Regions from separate parts of the Homo sapiens genome. Here region 2 is linked to region 1. Evidence: chromatin contacts called from ENCODE Hi-C or POLR2A ChIA-PET data. All regions are on one chromosome and are shown on one strand. Each heading gives the region's core, a stretch centred on a gene start or an enhancer-like site at or near the end of the contact. The rest is flanking DNA. Distances are from core to core; before and after follow the strand shown.

Region 1 (2,696 bases), core at 77-2,576:
CTCGGGAGGCTGAGGCAGGAGAATCGCTTGAACCAAGGAGTCAGAGGTTGCAGTGAGCCAAGATTGCGCCACTGCACTCCAGCCTGGGCGACAGAGCGAGACTCCGTCTAAAAAAAAAAAGAAAAGAAAAAAAACCGAGTGTTCATTGTGGTCAACCAGCCCTATACTACCTTGCCTCCCATTACACTGACCTCCTTTCCTACTAATCTCAATCATGCGTGTGTCCCACTTGCAATAACCTCCTTGTTGACAGTAGCTCAAGCCAGATATTCTCTGCCTCTGGGCCTTTGCACTGGCTATTTCCTCTACCTGGGAATGCTCTTCCCCCCGCATCCACATAGCTCCCTCACTTTCTTCAAGTCCTTGTTTACATGTCATCTTCTCAATGAGGTCTAATCCCATCTAAAGTTGCAACCGCACATCCTGAAAAGCTTATAATGCTTTTTATGGTTTGTAATATTTAATAGGTTTATCACCTTTTAATACACTATATAGATGACTTCTTTATTATGGTTATTGTTTATGGTCTGTGTCCACTTACCTCTGGCTCTAATGTTAGCTCAGTGAGGGCAAAGATCTTTGTTTTATTCACTGTGTATTCCAAGAGCCTGGAACAAAATAAGGCTCCCTAAGCACTTGTTGAATAAATGAATCTGTTAAGTGGATCAGGGTCTCTGGTGCCCAGTGGAGAAAAGTAGTATGGTGGGGTGACCAACTTGTTCTGATCTGCCTAAGAGTTTCCTGGTAATAGCACTGAAAGTCCCATGTCCCAGGAAAGCCATCACTCCCGGGCACACTGGGATGGGGGATCACCTAGAATTTGGGGGGAAGTGGGGTGATTGTAAGGGCAGTCTGCTTGTTCTATCAATTGTTCTGTGAATTGCATGATAGATGGAGAACCAGTGGAGGACTAGTGAAACCCTCCCCTCAGTACTGAAGACAGCAAGCCACAAAGAACATTTTAAAAGCTTCCAGAGATAAAAAGCAGATAGTATACACAAGAACAAGAATTAAGCTAGCCTTAAAACTGTCATGAAAATTTGAGGGGTCTGATGAAAATGTTCTCAAGCCTTCAAGACCCCTTTACTCTCTTTGTCTCTCTCTCTCTCTCTCTCTCTCACACACACACACACACACACACACATACACACACACACAATGAACATTCTCTTGGAAGATGTATTCTTCAGAAGGGAAACAAATTCACGAGTTGCTTCAAGTACGTATGATCAAAGGAAGAAAGGAGGAAAAGAGAGTCCCTAACAACCCAGTCTATGATCTCTGGATCGCACGGGGCAGCCTCTCTGTGGTGGCTTCAACCCTGTGGGACTCTTGCTTGGCTGGAAGCCAAGCCTCCAGCACCGTGGCTAGGACCAGGGAGCTACGCAATAACTCCGCTTCCGTAACCACTGTTTCCTGGGGGCAGGAACTTAGAGAGTCTCAGACTGCTGAATGCTTCTTCCTGTAACTAAGACCTGGAGCACAATTCGGGGAAGGAACGGGTGAGGTCCCCAGAAGATGCTGGGTTTGGGCACGAAACCGCAGAGCCCCTCTCTCCCTGCCAGCCCCCGGCCAGCCAGAAAGCCCAGAAAGCAGCACTGGATCTGAGAGATGTGGGCCCGTTGTCAGCTTCCACCTTCTCTCCCTGGACTCTACCCGCCCAGATACTGGAGGGACTACATAGGCCCATTCATTGCAAAGAATGTCCCCTAGTCCTTCTCAGAGAGGGCAATGTGGGGCCATTTCACTGCAGCTCCTGGATGAGGAGACAGACCGCACTGCTCGGCACAGCAAATCACTAAACCCTGCCCTTAGCCCCCAGGAGGAGGTGAGGTTTCCAGATACACAAATGCTCAGCCCTCCTGCCTTCCATCCTGTGGGTCCCAAACCTGGGCATTTGTGAGAGAAAATAATTCCACCTCCGAGTATAAATTGCTTTTAAAAAACAAAAGTCCCAGCTGGGCATGGTGGCTCATGCCTGTAATCCCAGCACTTTGGGAGGCCAAGGCGGGTGGATCACCTGAGGTCAGGAGTTTGAGACCAGCCTGGTCAAGATGGTGAAACCTGGTTTCTACTAAAAAGAAAAAAATTAGCTGGATGTGGTGGCACGCACCTGTAGTCCCAGCTACTGGGGAGGCTGAGGCTGGAGAACCGCTTGAACCCAGGAGGCAGAGGTTGCAGTGAGCCGAGATCATGCCACTGCATTCCAGCCTGGGTGACAGAGCAAGACTCCATCTTAAGAAAAAAAAAAAAAGGAAGTCTTTTTTATTCTAAGCATTGTTTCCAATATGCAAAAATAAGGAAATCTTTCCATTAGGGAAATCTTTCCATTAGAGAAATCATGTATATAGTTTTCAAAGCTCTTTCATTTTTTTTGAACCTCAATACAAATAGGTAGGGCCATTCTCACTTTTCTCTGTTTATAGATGAAAACATTGATATCTAGAATTAAATGTGCTTGCATTTATGCACTGTTATTTCCTTAAAATAGTGTCACAAAAATTATAATAAAATCACTGTATAAGCAAATTTTGAATTCAAATACCCCAGAAAAAATAAAACACTACATAATTCCAAAGCTGAAAGCCAGTGAATTGTAAAATGTTTTTATACTGTTGCCACAAGCTACCACCATATGAACAGGAAAACAGAAATACCAGCCCCCGCTTTCAGTGTCCTAGAAATCATGCTGCTAT
Region 2 (2,696 bases), core at 133-2,632, 880 kb after region 1:
GTGTCTTTTCAGACCGTAAAAGGTGTCAAGGCCAGGCCCCGTGGCTCATGCCTGTCATCCCAGCACTTGGTGAGGCTGAGGCAGGCAGATCACCTGAGGTCAGGAGTTTGAGACTAGCCTGGCCAACATGGTGAAACCCCATCCCTACTAAAAACGCACACATTAGCTGGGTGTGGTGGCACATGCCTGTAGTGCCAGCTACTTGGGAGGCTGAGGCAGGAGAATTGCTTGAACTCAGGAGGTGGAGGTTGCAGTGAGCCAAGATCATGCCACTGCACTCCAACCTGGGTGACAGGGCAAGAGTTTATCTCCAAAAAAAAAAAAAAAAAAAAACCACACACAAAAAAAACAGGTGTCAGACTCTTAGTTAATCTCTCCTAGATCCAGGAAAGGCCTGGCTGCATTGACAGAAATCCTCTACAGATGCAAATTTCCCCCACAGAAGACTTTGCAGGACCATTTCAAAATATGTCAAAGAAATATATTTTGGGGTAAAATAATTTTATTTTCCTCAAGGTCTACTGTCTGTCATATGATGCTATACCAGAGTCAGGTTGGAATTTTGTATCTTATTGCCACAAAGAGTCTGTTTTGTCAGGCTTAACATGTCTATTGTAATGTTAATGCTGGTCAGTTGTGCCAAAACTCCAAAGGGAAGGTGTAGGTGTGTCCTACCTCCCTTCCCATGATGGCTGGGAATTCAGTTTTTCAGGTTTTTCTGGAGTCCCATTTGCTCAGAGAGGGTCCATTCAATCACTTGGGGAAACTTAGAATTTTATTTTTGTTTTACAAAAGTTTCAGTTTTTCCAGATGAAAAAGTTCTGCAGATCTGTTGCACAACAGTGTGAATGCACCTAACACTGCTGAGCTGTACACTTAAAAAATGGTTAAGGTGGTAAAATTTATTTATTCTTTTATTTGTTTTTAGATGGAGTCTCAGGCTGGAGTGCAGTGGCACAGTCTCGGCTCACTGCAACCTCCGCCTCCCAGGTTCAAGCAATTCTCGTGTCTCAGCCTCCCGAGTAGCTGGGATTATAGGCACACACCACCATGCTAATTTTTTGTGTTTTTAGTAGAGACAGGTTTCTGCCATGTTGCCAGGATGGTCTTGAACTCCTGAGTTCAGGCAATCCGCCCACCTCGGCGTCCCAAAGTGCTAGGATTACAGGGGTGAGTCACCGCGCACAGGAAGGTGGTAAAATTTAATGTCAGAATTTTTTTACCACAATAAAAAAAAAACTTGTTGTAGTATGAGAATAAAGAAGAAATTTTAAACCACTCAAAAGTGAATACCTCAGAGAGAAAATCTCTATTAACCAATGGGAGCTTATCACTATTGATTTTTCAACAGTTAATGAGTGCCCTACCCTGTGGCGCTGTTTCCTGGCAGCAAATAATGAACGTGACAGGCATAGATCCAGCTTTCATTCGTAAGGAAATCAGCAGTTACTTTAAAAGGCAATAGGTTCGGCGGGCGCAGTGGCTCATGCCTGTACTCCCAGCACTTTGGGAGGCCAAGGTGAGTGGATCACAAGGTCAGGAGTTCGAGACCAGCCTGACCAACATGGTGAAACCCAATCTCTACTAAAAATACAAAAATTAGCCAGGCATGGTGGCACGTGCCTGTAATCCCAGCTACTCAGGCGGCTGAGACAGGAGAATTGCTTGAACCCGGGAGGCGGAGGTTGCAGTGCGCTGAGATCATGCCACTGCACTCCAGCCTGGGTGACAGAACAAGACTCTGTCCCCCCAAAAAAAAAAAAAAATAGGCAATAGGTTCTACTGTAAGGGGACACGCAGAGAGGAATAAAAGCATGGAGAAGGGGTGAGGAGATCCTGGTGGAGATGAGGAAAGCATTCCTGAGGAAATGAGGGCTAATCTGAGATTTGAAGGATGAGAAGAAGATGTCTTTTTTTTGTTTTTTTCGGCTAGTCAAGTGAAGCAGTGGGAGTGGAGAAGGAACAAAGAAATCCTTAACTGGTTGTGACTGCACTCGGACCACCTGAGAAGAAGATATGAAGACAAAAAGAAGGCACGGACTTTCTGTTCGGAACATGTGCAAAAGTCTAGGCAATATAAAGCACGCTGCTTAAGATGGGGGAATAGGACACCCACATATGCTGAGGCGGTGCCAGGACCAGGATAGCAGAGGGCTCTGGAACCCATGTCAGTGAGCCTGAACATCTTCCTGCGGGTAGGCTCCTTGACATGGGTTCCAGAGCCCTCTGCTACCCTGGAACCCATGTCAATGAGTCTGAACATCAGTAGGAGAGTCACTAGAGAGCCTGAGTGTAGAGTGGACAAGGTTAGATTCAATTTAAGAAGACCTCTCTGGCTTCAATGTGGAGGATGGATTGAAGGGGCTCACTGCTGGTTGAGGCTGTGACAGTGGGCTCGGTGAGACAAGCACGGGCATAGCCTGTTGTTAATAATGTTGTATTTATAGTTTTTGGCTTAAGACTTTTTACTTAATATTTCATATTTAGGGTTTTCCCATTTCATTAAAAATTCATTGTAATCATTTTTAATACCTGCTTGGCATTTCATTGTATGGATAATCCATGATTTATTTAACTACTCTTCTATTTTTAAAGGTTGTTTCTGTTTCTTAGTCTAGAATGAGTAGAATTAATATTTTGGTACAAGGATTCTTGTCCACATTTTATAAATATTTTCATAAATATTAAGATTATAC

Evidence for each region. A loop is a pair of places that touch in the nucleus more often than their neighbours do. ChIA-PET counts read pairs that join two places held with the same protein, here RNA polymerase II (POLR2A).
Region 2: a loop to region 1 is called in a map with no recorded cell type, with 3 times the contacts of the local background. The contact joins two enhancer-like sites. A Hi-C loop is called at or near these places in 1 of 37 single-sample maps with no recorded cell type. POLR2A ChIA-PET finds 5 or more read pairs at or near these places in 1 of 52 experiments (HEK293).

What each region holds. Positions count from the first base shown.
Region 1 is chr4:184,228,890-184,231,585 of GRCh38, forward strand. No RefSeq gene overlaps it. Among named protein-coding and RNA genes, the nearest start is that of ENPP6, 12 kb to the left of the region's middle. Within about 2 kb of position 1,327, at least 3 of the 41 ENCODE cell types and tissues checked have a DNase peak (open chromatin) inside an H3K27ac peak, as active enhancers do.
Region 2 is chr4:185,109,294-185,111,989 of GRCh38, forward strand. No RefSeq gene overlaps it. Among named protein-coding and RNA genes, the nearest start is that of SLC25A4, 33 kb to the right of the region's middle. RefSeq lists an enhancer at 187-825. Within about 2 kb of position 1,383, at least 6 of the 41 ENCODE cell types and tissues checked have a DNase peak (open chromatin) inside an H3K27ac peak, as active enhancers do.